Linked DNA regions of Mus musculus: region 2 is linked to region 1. Evidence: chromatin loops called from intact Hi-C (ENCODE). Cell type or tissue: gastrocnemius. All regions are shown on one strand. Links, peaks and the distances in the headings refer to the core of each region. The heading gives the core; the rest is flanking DNA.

Region 1 (9,998 bases), core at 4,290-6,789:
GAGGTAGCTGAGGCTCTTCAGGCAGGAGGAGAATGTGGTAGATGAGAGCGGACAGGATGGAGAGAGAGGGGAGGAGAAGATGGAGAGAACACCAGGAGACAGAATAGTCTAGATCCAATGCGAGTCCGACTGTGGGAAAGGTAGATGTGTTTTTCCATAAAGACTTCCTTATGTTAAATACATTAGATGCAGGTGTCCCCGAGACTTGGCAAGGGGCGCTGTGATTTTACAGCCCTCCCCCTCCTTACTTGATAAAGTTCTATTATTGGCTGAGGTCTGGCTGCCCACTCTTCATGGTACCTTCCAGGCTGCTGGGGCCAGCGTAAAAGAGATGGCCCCTGCTTCTGTCTTTGCCAGCTAGTTCTTCCTCTGCCTTGCCCACCCTGCTGTGCCTAGCAAGGGTTGGCTCCGAGTGCTAGCTTCTGAACTAGCGTTATTGTCAAGGAATGTGGAAGCAGCTGGATTGGGAGCAAGGGGTGGAGTAAGCCACTCATTTGCCATCTGTGGAGCCAGTGAGAGCTGGCCTGATGGCAGCTGGGGCCAACTCAGTATGACACAGGGTGATGTGCTCCAGCCAAGCTAGCAACCAGAGTCATCTGTGGGCTTAGGTGTGTGTCCACCAGGGCTCTTCTTTGACTGCAGGGTTGAGAGGCCAAGGGTCAGGAAAGGGGCAGAGGGCTCATGGTGAGTTGTTTTGTCCCCCCAGTTGCAGCTCCTTTGCTTGACCCTGCAAGACAGAGACTACTGTCACATGCCCGAGGCAGCTTAAGAGTTGCATTAGCTCTGGCTAAAGATCATTATTTAAAAAAAAATAGAAAGAAAAGAAAAATCACACTATTAAGCATTTTCAGCAGTGGACACTTTATCTGGAGTTCAGATCTTCAAGCTGTTAGAGTTTGAAGGGATTACTCACAGAGATTTATTCTTGGGAAGTTTATTTTCTCAAGTAATGCCAGTTCCCATCCAGTCCTGCACTCTAATCATGAGGATGCTGAGAAAGTGACTGCTGCTACTTCCCTGACTCTATTGTTTGCCTTAGGTGATTGGTTCAGAAATAGATTCCCAACCCGTGATGAACCAATTAGGTCTGGATTGAGAACTGAGAAAGGAGCTTGTAGCCATGACTTGTCCTGTTACTGTAACAAAATAACCAACAAACCCAACTTAAAGAGGAAAGGGTTTAGTTTTTGGCTCACAGGTCTAGGTGGTGCAACTATATGGCAAAGAAGGTATTGGGTGGCCAGTTATGTTGTGTCGAGAGTCAGGAAGCACAGAACAGTGGATAACTGTGCTCAGTTTGCTTCCTCCATCTTATTTGGACCAGAACCCCCATCCAGTTGGATGGTGTTATTCAAATGTAGGGTTGGTCTTCTCTCCTCAACTACCCTTGTAGGCATGCCTGGAGATTCCTTTCCATGGTGTTTTTAAATCCCATCAAGTTGACAATCAAGGTTCAAAATGTTAAAAAGTGCCTGGATTTATGATGTGTGAAAGGATACAGGCAGCCAGGAGGAGGAGGAGGAGGAAGAGGAGGAGGAGGAGGAGGAGGAAGAGTAGAAGAACAAGGAGGAGGAGGAAAAGGAGGAAGAGGAAGAGAAGGAAGAGGAGGAGCAGGAAGAAGAGTAAGAGGAAGAAGAGGAAAAAGAGGAGGAAGAGGAGGAGGAAAAGGAAGAGGAAGAAGAGGAGGAAGATAAAGAGCAGCTGGAGGAAGAAAAGAAGGAAGAGGAAGAGGAGGAAGAAGAGAAGAGGAAGAAAAGGAGGAAGAGGAGGAAGAAGAGAAGAGGAAGAGGAGGAGGAGGAAGATAAAGAGCAGCAGGAGGAAAATGAGGAAGAAAAGGAGGTAGAGGAAGAAGAGGAAGAGGAGTAAGAGGAGGCAGAGGAAGAAAAGAAAGGGGAGGCAGAAGAAGAGAAGAGAGAGAAAGAGGAAAAGGAGGGAGGAGGAGGAGAAGGACGAGGAGAATGGCTTGAATTAAGGTAAATTACCCAACATTCAAATACTGGGACACATAATGCCTTGAAGAACAAGCTCATGCTGGAAAAGGAGACTGAACTCTTCCCGCTAGCTCCTCTTTAAACCTCTGTTTTTAATTTGTTACTTACTGACATAAGTGATCTGCCAGGCCTAGTGTTTTCATTCATTCATTCATCCATCCATCCATCCATCCATCCATCCATCCATCCATCCATCCATCCATCCATCCATTTAATTCTGAGCTTTTGGGATATTTCCATTCTGTCTCTCCTACTTGAGTATTCAGGAGACAGATTACAAAATTTTCCGACCTTCACTGGACAACCCTGCTGCTTTCTTTTCTTCCTCTCACCCCCAGCGTGTTTCACTTTCCTGAGGAACTGACATCCCCTTGAGCACTGGCTGGCCCACGTGCCTCTGTACCACCCCCATCTCAGTCCATCAGAGAAACACTCTTCTCACAGCATCTTCTGCACATCAACAGGCAAGAGGTGTCAGATTTCTGCTCCTCTTGGAAATCCTTTTTGCTATCCCTTGTATGCAGGCTCAGCGACCTGGACCTTCACAAAATTCCCCCAAGTCGCCACAAACCCCATTGCCCACTTGGCCTAGGGGTACAGGCTCAGAGTTTTGGCTGCTTGGGAGGCTGAGGCAAGAGAGTTACAAGTTCAAGGCCAGAGTGAGCCACAAGAGTGAGTTCAAAACCAGCTCGGGTAGCTAAATTGACTGACACAATGTCTCAAAATAAAAACTGAAAATAGAACAGAGTATGTAGCTCAGCCAGAGGTTTGTTTAGCAGGAACAAGCCCTCAGGTTAAAGGGAAATATGAACACGCCCAAGCCATATCACCTTTCCACCTTTCCTGTGATAGTGGATGTGGTGGTTTGAATATGCTTGGCCCAGGGAGTGGCACTATTAGGAGTGTGTCCCTGTTGGAGTGGGTGTGTCCTTGTTGGAGTGGGTGTGTCCTTGCTGGGGGCATGGCAAGGAGATCCTCCTCCTAGCTGCCTTGAAGTCACTCTTCTGTTTGCCTTTGGAACAAGATGTAGAACTCTCAGCTCCTCCTGCACCATGCCTGCCTGGATGCTGCCATGCTTCCCCTCATGATGATAATGGACTGAACCTCTGAACCTGTAAGCCAGCCCCAATTAAATGTTGTCCTTTATAAGAGTTGCCTTGGTCATGGTGTCTCTTCACAGCAATGGAAACTCTAACTAAGACAATGGGATCTGTCAATCATGTTTAAGGCTTCCTGAACAGTAGACATACATATGTGGAGGTTCTCAAAGACCACGGGCATCTAGGCATTTGTTTATTATGTATATTTATGTATATATACATGTATGTGCATATGTATGTGTGTATGTTAAGCACCTGCCACAGCATACATATGGAGGAGGTGGTTCTCTCTTCCCAACACATGGGTCCCAGTGATCTAGCTAGGTAGTTGTGTTGGGTGGAGGGCCTTTACCTGCTGGGGCCTTCTAGCCAGCCTCTTTTCTCTGTTTAGATCCAAGGACAAATGGTGGACTCAGTAGACACTCTCCATGCTATAGCAAGGAGCTTCCTTTGCTGTAGTCTGCTTTGCTCATCTTCCAACCACTGTACCAATGTTTCTGTCAGAGCTTCAGTAATCCATGCCATCACACATAGCAGGGCCAGTGTTGAGGCACCAACACCCCTGCTTTCCACCAATGATCCTCAGGAGCTGATATGTATTAATCATTGTAGACCTGGGGCTGGAGAGATGGTTTAGTTGTCAAGTGTACTGGCTGTTCTTCCAGAGGGCCTGGGTTTGATTTCTAGCACCCACAATCATCTGTAACTGTAGTCACAGGGGATCTGATGACCTCTTCTGGCCTCTGTGGGCACTGCACGCTGCACAGTTACACAATCAGGCAAAACACTCACACAAAATAAAGACAAATAAGTCTTAAAAACAAAGCAAACCCAGAGCCATAGTTTCTTTGTCCCTTTTACTGTGAACATGTTGAGCTGAGACCCAAGGGGTGAATAGGAGGGAAAGGTGTTTTGTATGACCTTGAACTTCTGGCCATCCTAACTTCCCCTCTTTAGTGCTGGGATTGCAAGCACGCACCACCACACGGGTTTCTGAGAGGCTGGGGAATCAATCTCAGAGCTTCATGCCTGCTTGCTACCAGAGCACCTCACCACCCAAGCTACACCTCCAGTCTCTTCACTTTCTTAAATGTACCCATTTCAGTCAATTCCCTGGCCAAACCCCCAGCACTCAGTGTTCTAGTCAAACCCCAGCGTGTGAGTTCCTCTTTTCCTTAAGACGGGAGTCTGAACGCGTCAGCTGACCAAACAAAGCCATAAAGCCAATTAGTTGTATTGATGAGCGGTGTATACAGGTTCCTGCAGATCAATTCATAAATATTATAAATTGAAGCCATTTCTAAACAATGCCCTGTGACTAATGTCTTGGGTTGTAGTGGGTTTTCCCAGGTTGTTGAGTACCTAATTGTGCTCAGCTTCAATGAGGGTTTTTTGCGACCTGAGTCCTGCAGTTTCAAGGTCAAAGAGCTGTATTTCTAGCTGCTGGACTGGGTGACAGAAACCCTTGACTTAAAAGTTATTTATTAGGTTGTGTTTATTATACATAATGACTTGTTATGACATTTTCATACCTGTGCATAATGAAGTTGACCATGTTTATCATTACACTCTCCTGTCCCCCTCCCAATCTCGCTGATCCCCTTCATCTTTTAACCTAATTTTAACCCTTTAGTGAATGGGTGACCCAGGTGAGCATTTATTTACAGGAGTGGGCATGCTACCAATTGCTCCACCATTGAAGAAATGTCTCCTTCCCCTAAGACTATGAACTGTCTGTCAATCCCCAAGGAAGGGCTGGGCCTCATGAGCCTCTCCTCACTCCATGAGAGGATATTGGTGGACAGTGTGGTGGTTTGAATATGCGTGGCCCAGGGAGGGGCACTACTAGGAGGTGTGGCAATGTTGGAGGAGGTGTGGTCTTGTTGGAGTGGGTTTGGCAATGTTGGAGGAGGTGTGGCCTTGCTGGGGTAGGTGTGGCCGTGTTGGAGTGGGTGTGGCAATGTCGGAGTGGGTGTGGTCTTGTGGGAGGAAGTATGTCACTGTGGGGGTGGGCTTTGAGGCTCCTATGCTCAAGGTCTGCCCAGTATGGAAGAGAGCCTTCTTTTAGCTGCCTGTAGAAGATAGTCTCTTTCTGGCTGCCTTTGGATCAAGATGTAGAACTCTCAGATCCTTCTCCAGCAACCATGTCTGTTTAGACACTGCCATGCTTCCTGCCATGATGATAACGGACTGAAAAAAGCCAACCATGTGCTGACAACAGATGACTGTTCAGCACTCAGCCATAAGTGGGGCATCCAGCACTCTCCTCAAGTGTCCTGGTTTGCTCTCCTTTGTGGGGAAGGTTGGCAGTGATGGTTCATCCCCACGGATGGGCAATATTGCTCAATCTCAGTTCTGTGGTTCCAGAAGAGAGCCATTCATTTATTTCTGTGTGTTCTATGCTGGGCCACGCACAGTGACTACAGCAATGTATAGTGCAGGATAGGCCATGTCTATAGAAATGCAAATATCTTAGCTTTGAAATCCCAGACTGTGTTTAGTAACCCCCCTCCAGCTCTTATGCAGCACAAACAACAGAGGGCGCTCTTCCTATAGCCACTTAGTGACCACAGGTTAATAGTTGCCATCCTCTCCGTGGGCAGTTGGTAACCAGAGCATTACAGTGTCAACTCTGTACATCTGCCTAGAAGTGACACATATGAGCCCATGAGACAGAATCAGTCACCGGGTGCCAATTAACTGCTGTCCTCAGAGAGTTCATACTGTTGAAGAAGTCAGGGCTCAAACAAATTATTACATAAATAATGACTTAACAATTGGGATTATGACTACAAAGAAAACCCAGGATTCTATGAGAACGTTAAGCAGGAGATGCTGTGCCTTCTAGTGGGGTCTGAGAGCTTTTCCTAGGGGAGGGTGGAAGCAGAGGAGACCTGATGGGTGTGTGGAAGCTGATCAGGTACGGAGAGGGAAGGACACACCAGCCATGGCACAAAGGCAGCTCCCACGAGAATGTTGCTGCCTAAGGGAGAGACACACAGAAACAGCAATAGCAGTTACTCCGCAGGGGCAGCCCATGTGCTTGAGTCTGTGCTATGCACTGTGCACCCTGCACCCATTACATTTATGCTCCTCTTCACTGGTGTAGAATACATTGCCTAGCAAATGTCTGTGAAGTGGTGTGTGCCCCTGAAGCTCATGCCCCTGAGTAGTCTGTGCTACATCTTCTGCAAATGGCTTCCCTCTTAGCTTGGGGGTCCCATGGCTCCCAGGTTGGGGAGAACCTTCACTTGCTTTAGGACAGTGGTTCTCACCTTCCTAAGGTTGTAACACTTTAATACAGTTCCTCAGGTTGTAGTGACCCCCAACCATGAAATTATTTCATTGTTCCTTTGCAGTTGTAGAGTTTTGGTACTGTTATGACCATCATATAAATATTTGATATCTATGATATCTGATATGTGACCTCCCCCAAGGGGTCATGACCCACAGTTTGAGAACCGCTGTTTTAGGATGAGCTGCCTGTTTCTAGTTCATGACTCATTGGGTCCCCTCAGATCCTAGGTCATCATCTAATGACGGACAGCATTTGGCTGAGCAGAGCTTTTGAAAGTGTTTAAATGTAGTGGAATGTTCTGGAACCAATAGCAGATAGGGGTGATTAGGAGCCTGGGGAAGATCTTCAAATGTAACCCCTCTTTAGCAGAAATTGGGGCTTCTCTGGGCAGCCTAGCAAATGGTACATAGTCAACATACCAGCTAAGGTCTAAGATGTCAAGAATGCAGGCGGTTACAGGACTGTGATAGGTGCCAGTTTTCTTTCTTTTCTCTGTGGTAGGTAGAATAATGTCTCCCCAACAAAAGCATTCACACCTTAACTGTCAAGCAGCTGTGGCTATGGAAGGCCACGTCTTCTCAACTCATGTCTTAGGGTTTTACTGCTATGAGCAGACAGCACAACCAAAGCAATTCTTATATGGACAATATTAATTGGGGTTGGCTTACAGGTTCAGAGGTTCAGTCCATTATCATCAAGGCTGGAGCATGGCGGCATCCAGGTACACATGGGACTGGAGGAGCTGAGAGTTCCACCTCCCATTCTGATGGCTTCTGGGGAGCTAGGATGAAAGTTTTAAAGGCCAGGCCCACAATGACACACTTCCTCCAACAAGGCCATGCCTACTCCAAAATGCCACACCCACTCCAAGGCCACACCCACTCCAAGGCCACACCCACCATAACAAAGCCACACCCACCAATAAGACCACACCCACCACAACAAGGCCACACCCACTCCAACAAGGCCACACCTACTCCAATAAGACCACATCCACTACAACAAAGCCATATCTGATAGTGCCAAGCATATTCAAACTACCACAACCAGTATGGCTGCCTTGACCTGCCCTTCAGTTTAGGAACTCATCCTGAGAAGTGAGGCTGGGGAGGAGAGGGCTGGGAAGCAAGTCCACTACTGATTACCTTATGAGAATTAGGCATAGTTGATAATGCTGGTGAAGTTGATGAAAGCTTTAAGGCTAGGATCCAAAGAGTCTTAGAATTCTTTTCCAGGCAGGCTATGCAAACTCAAAGAGACCCTCAGTGATCCCTGCAGCCGGCACTGCTGGGGTATGGTGGCCAGGCTGGGAAGCTCCTCAGAGGCAGAGTCCAGAGTAGGAGGCAGGAGCCCTGTGCTCTGAAGTCACCCCTTCATCCTTTCCCCTGTATCTCTCCGGGCATTCCCAACCTCTTTTAAGAAAGCAGCCCTCAGAGGCACCACTCTTAGGTCGGCTTCTGCCTTTGGGAGTTCCAGGATAACCCAGGCATCTTTCTCCAGAGGAGAGTAGAAGTTTTAGCTTCGAGTCCCATGGCTCTCTCTTTGTCCCCACCCCTTTTCCTTTTCTTCCTTTTTCATGGAGGTAAGATGCAACACAGCATCTTTGTGTGTGTGTGTGTGTGTGTGTGTGTGTGTGTGTAACCACACAGCAGGGCTTTCGTGGTACACCATATCTGTGTGCCATGTGTGTGGAGGCTGAGGTCAACATTGCATAGCTTCATTGATTATTGGTTGCTCTCCAGTTTGCTTCTTTATTTTCCAGATGTTTATTTTTAAATTCAATGTCTGGGCACATTGGTGCAGGTGTCTGCAGAAGCCAGAAGAGGGCATCAGAAACCCTGGATCTGGAATTACAGGTGGTTGTGAGCTGCTTGTCGGGAGTGCTGGGAACTGTGGTTGGGTCCTCTGCAAGACCTGCAAACACTCTGAAGTGACAGGTTGTTTCCAGACCCCAGCCCCTCCCTCCTTTTTGGGACACTGGATCTGAAGTTCACTGATTCAACTAGGCTGGCTGACCAGTAAGCGCCAGAGATCTGCATGCCTCTATACCTCCCCAGCCGTCAGCACGGGGATTATAGACAGAAACTACCATCGTGTTTTTTTTACATGGGAGCTGGAGACTTGAAATCAGGTTCTCATATTTTTTGAGGCAAAAATTTTACTGACTGAACCTTCCCTCTAGCCTCTAGAAGCATCAATTTGAATGAATACTCTCTCCCCTGATATGTTAGAATGTGACTTATTTAACAAACTCCCTTTAGGTGGACATTTAGATTATTTCTAGTCTTTTGTGATTATTTTAGAATGGCTTTGATGAACATCCTTGCAGCTAAATTCATCATTGGGACACATTGTTTTTAGGAGCCGATTTGCTGGTCAAAGGCTCTGTTCATTTACCAAGTCTGATGTTTATGCAGTCTCGTTTTTTTCTAAAAGAAGACAGGAAACATTGTATCTTCATTACTCAGAGTTGGGAAATGTTTCAGAGTCTAGACATGGCGGCTGGCTGCTGCTCCCATCATACTCCCAACCTGCTGTGGCCTCATCCCAAGCAGATGTTGTTCCGTAGGTCAGTCTGCTGGATGCCACTGTCTGTGTGCCAGGCCTCTGCTGCTGCACCAAAGGGCAGATGGAACTAACCCCCCTTCAATAGGTAGACACCAGAGCAGTCAGTTCCTAGCCTTGGGCAATTAATCATATATGGAGAGATTTAGGTCCATGGACAATGGCTTATTTACAGCTTGTTAATCTCTTTAGCCCCAGGACTACTTTGAGATCACTAGCATCTAAATCATGAGCTGGTCAAGTATAGACATTTGGTTCCTGGCTTGAGATGTCCTGGATGCTGTCGGCTTTTGCTTTCATATCCCTGGGTTCATGCTAGGAGGAAAATCAAGAGTCTAGGAGAATGGGAGCCTGGGAATGATTTAGTCAGTCTTGAGCCTTGAGTCACTGGGATACCCTATCTAGGCAGTGCCTAGGCTCCAAAGGGCAGAGGGAAGCTGACAGCGAGAAGAACTTCAATTGGCCTAGCATAACAGGTGAGACTGGTAGAGTTTGCACGAGGAGTTCTGCCAGCACCAAATCAAACAGTTAACCAACTAACTAACCATCAACCAATTGTTGGTCAGTCAGTCAACTAATTAATCCAACAGCATACATTGACTGTGAGCCAGGGCCTGAGATCTGGGTCGCAGAGACACTTCACTATGAAGACAGAGCTCAGAAGGCAGCGTGCATGCTAAGGGGAGCCCTTGAGTCCGTATCTGCGGGTACAAGGATCTGCACAGGATTGGGCAGAGGAGCATGAGAGCTGCTGCAGAATCTAATTGGAGGCTCAGGCAAGCTTCCAGGGAATCTGAAACTGGCTGATCCCTTAGGAGTGTCCTAGTTGGGTGCAGTGGACCAGGCCAGTGCACTGCCAAATGTGAGTTACATGTGAGTGAATGTGGGCATTCCTGAGATGATGCAGCTTTGAGATGATGCAGCTTTGGTCTAAACAGCTCTGTGCAGCAGAGGCAATCCCTGTAGGGGAGAGATAGAGATAGAGATAGAGATAGAGATAGAGATAGAGATAGAGATAGAGATAGAGAGAGAGAGAGAGAGAG
Region 2 (9,998 bases), core at 4,575-7,074, 120 kb after region 1:
ATACATGTTCATGTATGTGCATATGTATATGCATATGCATGCATGTATGTGAGTGTGTGCATGTATGTGTGAGAGTGTGCACACACATGTGCAAATGTATGTGAGTGTGTGCACATGTGTGTAGATGTATATGCATGTGTGTGCATGAGTGTACACACATATGCTTTTATATGCATACATGTTCATGTATGTGCATGTGTATGTGCATGTGTATGTGCATGCATGTATGTGTGTGCAAGTATGTATGTAAGTGTGCATGCATGTGTGCAAATGTATATGTGTGTGCATGTATGTGCATGAGCATGCACACACGTGAGCAGATGTATGTGTATGTGTGCCTGTGCATGTAGAGGCCAGAGATTGGTGCTATTCCCTCCCTCTGTTGATCTTCATCTGTTTTGTGAAACTGCTTCTCCCACTGAACTTGGAGCTCATTGATTGGCTAGTCTGATTGTTCAAGGATCCTCTGTCTCTGCCTCCCTGGTGATACTGCATGCTAGGTGCTGAAATCCACACTCAGGTTTTCATGTGTGTCCTAAGCACTTTGTCAGCTGACAATCACCCCATGAGTGGGTCGTGTATAAGCAAAGCATAAAGTCCTTCCTTGCTTCACACACCATATCAGCATACTGTCCTGATGACGCCAGCCCCACCATGCTGAGCACAGTGGAAGAGGAGAGGCTACTGGAAACATGGACCATTAGGGAGTTACGGGAGGAAGGATACACAGAGGCAGTGTGGGAGGGAGACCTTGGCAGCTTATTTGATGATAAAGGTTTTATGATTTTGGTATAGTTAAAGATCCATGCCCATCAAGAAAACTAGAGTTTTTCTTCCTTGGCCCAGTATCAGAAGCATAGTGTGTGGGGACTGGGGAGACATACCTGCAAAGATGGCAGGAAGGAGCTGGAGAGATGAGTCAGAGGTTAGGAGCAAATAGAGATCTTGTAAAGGACCTGTGTTTGGTTCTGAGCACCCACATCAGGTGGTTCACAACAGCCTGAAATTCTAGCTCCAGGGGATCTGATGCCCTCTTCTAGTTCCTACTAGCATCTGCAATTTTGTATGCAGAACACACACTCTGTGTATGTGTGGTGTCTCAAAAAAAAATCTTGAATTAAAAAAAAAAAAAACCAACGACAACGATGACAAAAGAAGGGCTTACCTTAAAGACTCACGAGGCATCTAGGAAGAGATAAGTTCTTAGATTCTAACTTTGGTGTTTGTCCTAGTTAGGGTTCTACTGCTATGATCAGACACTTATAAGGAAGACATTTAATTGGAGGTGGCTTACAGGTTCAGTAGTTCAGTCCATTTTCATTAAGGCAGGAACATGGTGGCATCCAAGCAGGCATGGTGCAGAAGGAGCTGAGAGATCTTCATCTGATGGCTGCTAGGTGAAGACTGACTTACAGGCAGCTAAGTTGAGGGTCTTAAAGCCCATGCCCATATTGACACACCTACTCCAACAAGACCACACCCACTCCAACAAGACCACACCCACTCCAATAAGACCACACCTACTTCAACAAGACTTCATCTACTCCAACAAGCCACACCCACTTTAACAAGGCCACACCCACTCCAACAAGGCCACACCCTCTAATAGTGCCACTGCCTGGGCTGAGCATATACAAACCATCACAGTATTCATTTCTTTCTCATGTGCTTCATTTCTCTCTCACCTCCCTTGTGTGCTTCGGGTTTTCATAGTCACAGTGTTTTTGAAAGAGCTAAGAGGAGAAGGTGTAACGAATAGGAAATTCCACAAAGCCTTCACTCTGAACTTCAGCCCCTCCTGTACACTTGTGTAGATGTATACCGATATATCCTCCCCGCCTCTCTAAACTTGGCTTAATTAGACTATTTTGGATGCAGAGAGTGAGTTTAACTCAAAATGGCTTTAAAAATAAGGCCGTTTATTGCCAGGCAAGGAGACTACACCATTTGTCATCCAAACCAAGAAGATTTTGTTCATCCCAGATCCAACATGGGACAGTGTGCTGGCACAGATAAAAACAGGAACAATTCTCACAAAGCCAGTGTGGATCAGGGCATAATTTTCCTCTATATCAAGATGTCTTTAGATAAGGCAGCTCTATAATAAACTACAGGGTCTTCCAGCATCTCAGGGGCTGGCTTTTGGGTCTTACTCTTTTTCATTCTGTTTCTGAGACAGCTGAAGAAGCCCCAGGCACCAAGACACCAGTCTTGACAGTGTCAACTCTGGAAGATGAAGATATCCGTTTCCAGGAGCTTCCATCAGATTTTCCATCATGGTTAGAGCCATGTCAGGCGATCTTACTTCAGTCGCTGACAAGGGCAAAGGTGTTATTTATGGTTGGTTTTCTTCCCTTGGAGATGAGTTGGGTACAATTTGCCTTCAAATATTGAGTTGTTGAAGTGTGGAGGCAGCTCATTTGGTAAAACCCAAGGAGATGGGGCTGAGTTTGATCTGCAGATACCCAAGCAAAAGAACTGGGAGTGGTGGCTCACCCTGATAATCTCAGCAATAGGGACACAGAAATGAGCAGATCCCCAGAGCTTGCTGGAAAGCCAGCCTAGCCTCCTGAGTGAGCTCCACACCAATGGGAAATGCTATACCTGAAAGCAAGGTGCCCCCGCCCACAAAAACCCCAAGGTGGATATCTGAGAACTGCTGTCTGAGGCTGGCTTCCAGGTACGTGCGCACACCCAAACATTCACATGGACAAATGTTCAGCTCTTAAGAGACTAAACTGGAATTCTGTTGCAAGCATGACTGAGCAGCTGTTGGCCAGGCATACAATCTAGAGAGCTCACCACCCACTCACCTAGCTCTTGAGGGTTCTCTAGTGGGGAAACCTTTGGGAGGCAAATAAAAAAGTCTGGTACCCATCTTCGATGTGAAACATCAAGGGTAGTGGCTTTAGGCTCTTACTGAAAGACCCTACCATCCTATCTTCGCTTGCTTTCTATGGCTGGGATAAAGACCACAGCCAAAAGCAACTTGAGGAGGAAAGGATACCATTGAAGGAAGTCAGGACAAGAGGTCAATGCAGGAACCTGGAGGCAGGTGCTGATGCAGAGGCCATGGAGGGGTGCTGCTTACTGGCTTGCTCCCCAGTGGCTTTCTCAGCCTGCTTTCTTATACAACTCAGGACCAGTTGCCCAGAGGTGACAGCACACATATGCAGTTGGCAGGGCCTTCCCACATCAATCATCCATCCAGAAAACGTACCTCAGTCTTGCCTTTGGGCCAACTGAATGAAGGTAGATTCTCAATTGAAGATCTTTCTTCCTAGATAACCCCAGTTTATACCAAGTTGACATAAAACTAACTAGGCAACCTCCTTTAGCACCCCCCCCCCAGATTCTATGACAGTCCTGGCTCACTAATAATGTAGACGTGAGGGTCTCTGTTTCCCAGTAGCAGCCTGAGTCCAGAGGCTGACATGCTGATGGCTGTTGTCTGTATCCTCAAAGCGGGAACCAGAGCTCAGGGTTTGTCAATGTCTTGTTGCTGGTCTCAGAGTGCCCACATGCTCAGGGAGGGAGCAGGAATCAGGTCTTTCTATCTTTGAAGTCAGCTGACTTGGGCATCAAAATTCAAAACAGCTTTCCCTGTATTGGTAGAGGGTGGGGTGTGAATATTCCCTGTGAAAGAACACCCTGCATGACTAGACTGGGAAAATGGAACAGGTTGATTGTAACCTGAACTCTCCATGTCTCTTCTACTGCTGAATATGAGATATTGGGATATACAGGCACAGAATGCTCTGAGAAAGATGACTTGAATGTATTGTAATTGATTTTTTTCTTCCTACAGGAATAAAGGAAGGGGGCGGGGAGAAAACATGCTCAGGCTTCGGTATTTTTGAACCAGTTTATAAATCTTAATCATACTATGAAAATGTTGCCTGTGTTTCATAGCCAGTTTTCCTACATCAGGCTGCCTTGGAAACTGGTCCTTTACAGGTTACCATAGGTGGAGTGGACAAAAGTGGGAGCTATAGAGTCAGCCTTAGCTTATGCCTTATTTGAGGCTTGGAGAGATGACTCAGTGGTTAAGAACACTATCTGTTCTGACAGAGTACCTGAGTTTGGTTCCCAACGACCCACATGGCCATTCACAACCACCTACAACTCTAGTCACCAGAGATCTAGCACCCTCTTGTGGCAGCCCAGGGCACCTGCACACCTGACTCTATACACACACACACACACACACACACACACACACACACACACACACACACACGAAAGAGAGAGAGAGAGAGAGAGAGAGAGAGAGAGAGAGAGACTCATATATTAAAACAAAACAAAAAACTTTCAAAAACATCCCATTTTGGGAGGCTGGCAAGGTGGCTCAGTGGTTAAAGCACTTGCTGTTCAAGCTTGAGAACTGGAATTGATCCTTGGTACCTACAAAAATACCAAGTGGCACCTCAGGTTGGAGATAAAGGTTCTCCCAAACAAACTGGCTAGGCAGACTAGCCACATCTGTGAGCTCTGGGTTTGATTGAGAGTCCTTGCTTCACAAAGGTGGAGAAACAGTTGAAGGAGATTCCCAACATCAACCTCAGGCCTCCATGTGCACACACACACACACACACACACACACACACACACCCCTCAATGGAAAGAGAGAGGACATAGCCTGCTTTGTGTATGCATTACCCACAATCCACTGCTGCCCACCCTCCTCCTTCTTTCCTCCCGTGCTCTGCCTCCTCCTCACTTCTCCGCTTCCAATTAGGGCTGTCGAGGATGCGTTTCTAACAAGGAGCTGTGTGCAAGGAGCCCCCCTAATGATTTCTTTTTCAACATGTCATGCGTCAGGAGGCAGCCGGGAACAGAGCCGCTTGGTGTGAGCAGCCCTGGCTAATTAGGTTTCTGGCTGCCTTCTCTCTGCACCCACCCCTGCCAGCCTGCCTCGTCACACCCCGTATTGGCTCAAATTCTGCTGGCTGTCTGGGATAATTTGAAGGTCCCACGCAGAAGTACGCCATCCTTTACATCTATTAAAGGTTTCTCTGCTGGAGGCTGATAATGCCAAAACTAATTAGGGAGTTCTTTACCCGCTTCCCCCCCCACCCCCCATCTTGGGGTACCTTCTTCATGGGTGATCCTGTAGTAGTCAGGGGGAGGGGTGGTACCACCCAAGGGAGGCCTGCCAATTTGTAGAGACACCATTTGACTGATGGAGAGACTAGAGAGTGGGTGCTGCCTTCTGTGAACCTTTTTCTGGGTAAACATAAACAAATTCCCACTTTCTCTCTGGGTAGATCATGGAGAGCAGATCTAAAAACAATTGCCAGGGTCCAGCTTGGCAAATGAATGAGCTCACCTGGCTTCTAAAATCATGGGTGAAGGCATAGATGGCCCCCAAGAGGCTATGTCTCTAAAAAGTTTCACCCCAGAATGAATGATGACTTCCCCGTTGCTGTCTAGATGGAGTCTCCTCTTTAGTCAACCTTCAAATGCTGTATATACTGTGTCACCTCCCAGACTTAAAGAATGAGGGCCCAATAGGTTCTCTCTTGAGGGCGGCTGTGAGTAGTTACAGCCTTCCGGTCAGAGGTTGGCTTTTCACAGTTCACAATGCTCTATAGCGCCATCTAGGGGAGGAGCAAAAGGCAATCTTCTAGTCAACTCAGTTGTGTGCAAGAGATGATTGCATGCTCCGGAGACCCAAACAAACGCACTGAAAATCACCATAGAGGGCAGAGGGCAGAGGGCAGAGGGCAGAGGGCAGAGGGCAGAGGGCAGAGGGCAGAGGGCAGGAGGAACCTTTGCTTTTGCTTTAGGAAGGGCATCGGGGAGGGAGAAGGAGTTCCTGTTCTCTGAGAGAAGACCTGAATGCTCCTGGCTCATTCTGTTTGTTTCCTGTCTGGACCCCGAGGACCCGCCATGATGTCAGGCCCACAGGAGATTCTCAACTGTCAGTTCTGGAACAGCTGTTTGCACAAGCTCTTGACCATGGGACATTCTAGGGCTTGAATGGAATTTCATCGAGTGTCGCTGAGCCAACGGGGGTTCAGCGAGGAAGGGCAGAAACCAAAGTAGGCATTTGAATAGAGAGGATTTGATGAAGGGATCTAGGAAGATGTAGGTTATGGGTGGATAGAGGAAACAGCATGACTGAGCATGCGCTGTTGGAGGCCTAGTGACAGAAGGATGCCGGTAATGACCAACCAACCCCCATTGCCTTGGGGACATATGGAAAGAACAGCAGAGAGAAGCTATGGAGAGGGGGCTGTGGCATTAGGGCTCAGATCTAAGAAGGCATCACATCCATCTGAGATGCCCTTGGAGATGGGTGATAAGGAGTGTAAACGGCAGTTGGAGGCTTGAACCTCTTCTTGGGAGAGGTGGAGAAAGCTGGCTGTAAGACACTGTTGGGAGGTGCCTCACAGGAAGCTCTTCTCCCTAGCCTGCCCCTTTCCATTTGCGTTCTGTCCTTTGAGGTCGGGGGTGTTGCTCTCTTCCAGCTATTGACAGAACCAATGAAGAAACTCAGCAGAGAAATGCAATGTGCAGACCTGGCATCGCCAGCTTGATGCAGGTTATCGAGCAAGACACACCGAGTCGACCACCCAGACAGCACCCAAGGCAGGGGGAGCCCAAGGGTAAGACTGGGCTCTCTCAGAGGCAGCGGTCTATCCAGAGCCTATAGACTGGGAATATGGATAATTACACACAGTTCATTAATTACCTCGGAAAGCAGATGTCACAGGGTAACACGAATGTGTCTGAGAGGCTCTTCCGGAGGGAAGAGAAGCGACCTGAAAAGTTAAGAGGCTCCGCAGGAGTAGGGGTAGGACTGAGGAAACGGAAAGTACAAAGGTCAGGGGGCAAGAGGGGGCGGAGCTTTGGGAGCTGGGAAGGCAGGTAAGGCAGAGCATGTGAGGGGAGAGATGCACAGGGGAGATTCTCACTGCTCAGGGTTCCCACCTGCCTGCTCCTGACACCTCTCTTCCAGCTTGAGGACAGGCACTGAGGTCTTTCCAGCTGAACTCTACCTTGGTGTGCGCTCTGCTGTAGCTCAAGCTGCTCCTGAAAGGGCGGGGGTGGGGGGGCTTCTGCCCTCTGCTGCTGCGTGGTCCTCATGTTGATAAATAGCATCACATGTCCCCCTCGCTCCCGAATTACCTTCTCTCTGCTCAACTCAAGAGCAGTCACTCCACAGATGATTGATTTAACCTCGCTTGTGGTAAAAATTGCAAATCCAACCACCCGGGAGACGCCATTTCTCATCTCTCAAATTGAAAGATACACTAAAGAAATGAGAACGCGGGTGGAGGTGTGAACGCGAAGCAGCAGCAGCCGTGTGGGATGGCAGGTCCGTGTTAAGTTCTCCGGGAAGGAACTTACCCAGGTAAATAAAAAGCTAGGTGTGAAACCACAACAGTACATCTCTCTCCAGCAGTTTATGCTCGGGGACACTGCACACAGGCTTCTGTGTATGAAAGTTCTATGTTGGTGGACACAGCTGAGACCATATTGAAGAAAGATATTCGGAGGAAAATCCACTGTATTGACTGCATAGATATTTTTTCTTATTATTCCCTAATGGAACAGCAATAATTTCCATTATATTTATATTATAATGTAACTTAAAAATAGTTTTCTAAGACTTGAGTCTCATGGACCCAAGGTTGGCTTCAATCTCCCTATGTCCTCGAGGGTAACCTTAATCTTCTGATCCTCCTGTCTCCACCTCCAGAATGCTGGAACTGCAGGTATGTGCCACCATGTCTGGCTTATGGGATCTTGGGAATCAGACCTAGAGCTTTGTCTATGCCAGGCAACTGCACTATGAACTGGGTTTTATCCTCACACCCTACCTCCTCTTAAGATCTCCTTCCCAGTTCCCAGAGTGGACACTGAGCCCTTTCCTACCAAACTCCATCTTGACCTCCTTTGGCATGTGGCGTCTGTCTTCTGTGGTAGGTGTAGATTGTGAGCTAAAATGGCTGAGAGTCTGTGGGAGGATGCCGGGCAGACTGCAGGTAAATGTGACACCATTCCGTGTAAGGACCCAAGTGTCAGTTTTGACATCTGTAATTCACCCTGGACTCTCTGCAGCTACTTTGTGATAGTGATGCCTGTATCAACAATGCACTCGAGATCCCAACAGTGGGGATGCCTGAGGCTTCATGTGCCCTACCACTGAGGCAGCAGAGCATCTTTGATAGGAGCCTGGGTAATTGGACTATCTATCCTATGCATACTGCTCGAACCTTCAAGGTAAGGCTGGGTAGCTTCCTCGGAAGCTCAGGCACACTTGAGTCCAAGTTCTGCTTTCTGAACTTAGAAGCTCTTCTCTCTCTGGAAAAGTGATTGTATTCCTAGAGCCCTGGTTTCCTTGGTAATTGTGAGATTTGCAGAGAAACGAGAAAGGGAGACGCCCCAGTCTCAGAAAGGGAAAAAAATGACATGTCTGCTCTCATAGGTGGATGCTAAGTGAACGTCTGTGTGTAATGTCACATGTAGTACATACATTTATTTAATGTTATCAGTGAAAACTAAATTTAAAAACAGGGAAATTTTAATATCTTTTGGAAACGGCCCCATAGCCAGGCTAAGAAACGGTGCTTTGCCAGGTATCTGGGCATCACTCAGCCAAATCAGGTCGATGTATAACTTAACTGTCCTACTGTGAGCCCTTAGTCAGAACTTACTAAGCTTTTAGACATGTGTGGTAGGAATGATTCTAGATCACAGGAAAGCCATTGTGCGAGTAGATGAAGCTCAGCTTCTTTATGGTTTGGGTTTGAAACACCCTCCCCCAAAGAGTTACACATTGAAGGCTGGGACCCCCAGAACAGTAATGTTTAGTTAGACCCGGGAGGTAGCCGTACCATAAGGGGTCTGACTTCACCATTGAGTGAATCTCTTGACAGATTCATAGCTCAGTGGAATCTTGGGAGAAAACTTTAGGAGACAGGCCTAGTTGGAGGAAGAAGGTCACTTAGGGTGGATCCCACCCTTCCCCACACTCCCCTGCCTTCCCCCACCCTCTCCCATCCTCCCTTCTCTTCTTTCTGGACAGCAAGAATTGAGCAGCCCCACTCTACCACACACTTCTCACCTTGACACTTTGTCCCATTGCAGCCCAGAAACAGCGAGTGACACCTCTGACACCACACACCAATCACAAGTTGATTTTCTTGAGTTCTATTTTATGTTGTCACAGGGGTGGAAAGCTGAGTCACACATCTTGTAAAATGCTTAGAGAAAGTCCTAATAGAAGACACACGAGGAAAGAAGTGCTCTGTGAGGTACCAGGGGGTGGAGCATAGGCATAGAGGGGGTGGGGCAGAGGCATAGAGGGGTGAAGCAAAGGCATAGAGTGAATGGAGCAGAGGCAGAGACTCCTGGGAATTGTATATCCAGACAGGCAGAGGTAGAGATACAGTAGACACATATGAGTGAGGGCGTGCACACACATATGTACATATATATGAATACATACACATGTATACACAACATACATATATACATAGATGTACACACAGACAGACAGACAAACACATATACACAGATACTGTTTCCAATGGCCCTGGGGTATCATGGCCCTTGACCCCTAAATAGGACCTGGGTATTATGGGACAGGAATGAGGGAAGGAGGCTGGAGTCAGCAAAGCCAACCCTGGAGCTTCAGGCAGAAGACACCAGATAGGTGTGAGTCTTACCACAGAGAGCATGTCCTAGGAGGGAGGGCAGAGCCACGGTCTGGGTTACAGCTCACTGGATGGAAGCACGGGCCTGCCAGACCCTTCCATTGATGACTTTTGGTATTTAATCCCCTAGTGGAGTTCACAGCTCCCCCCAAAATGAGGAAACCTAAACCTGACATTTTACATTGTTTAATGTAAAAATCAATAAGAAAAATAAGAATGGCCAAAGTGATTGAGCTTGGGAATGTCATGGTTAAATTCTCTGGTTCAGGTAAACTGTGAGATGAGAGCACTGTTCAGTGGGAACACATGCTTACTCATACGCATGCACAC

What was found. A loop is a pair of places that touch in the nucleus more often than their neighbours do. Peaks named below come from ENCODE experiments on the same cell type or tissue, not always from the same donor. Only the 100,000 strongest peaks of a DNase experiment are listed, where the experiment ranks them.
Region 2: it touches region 1 in a loop (3.0-fold over the local background); 3 of 42 quality-filtered maps call a loop at or near these places.

What each region holds. Positions count from the first base shown.
Region 1 is chr5:117,013,971-117,023,968 of GRCm38, reverse strand. It overlaps Gm30028 (a long non-coding RNA gene), which reads left to right and starts at 5,913. Exons shown (of 4, transcript XR_878713.2): 1 at 5,913-6,012. In gastrocnemius, for the core only: a CTCF peak has its summit at 5,610 (motif pointing right); no DNase peak of the experiment used is centred there.
Region 2 is chr5:116,890,363-116,900,360 of GRCm38, reverse strand. No RefSeq gene overlaps it. Among named protein-coding and RNA genes, the nearest start is that of Gm42010, 15 kb to the right of the region's middle. In gastrocnemius, for the core only: a CTCF peak has its summit at 5,602 (motif pointing left); DNase peaks (open chromatin) are centred at 4,876 and 5,633.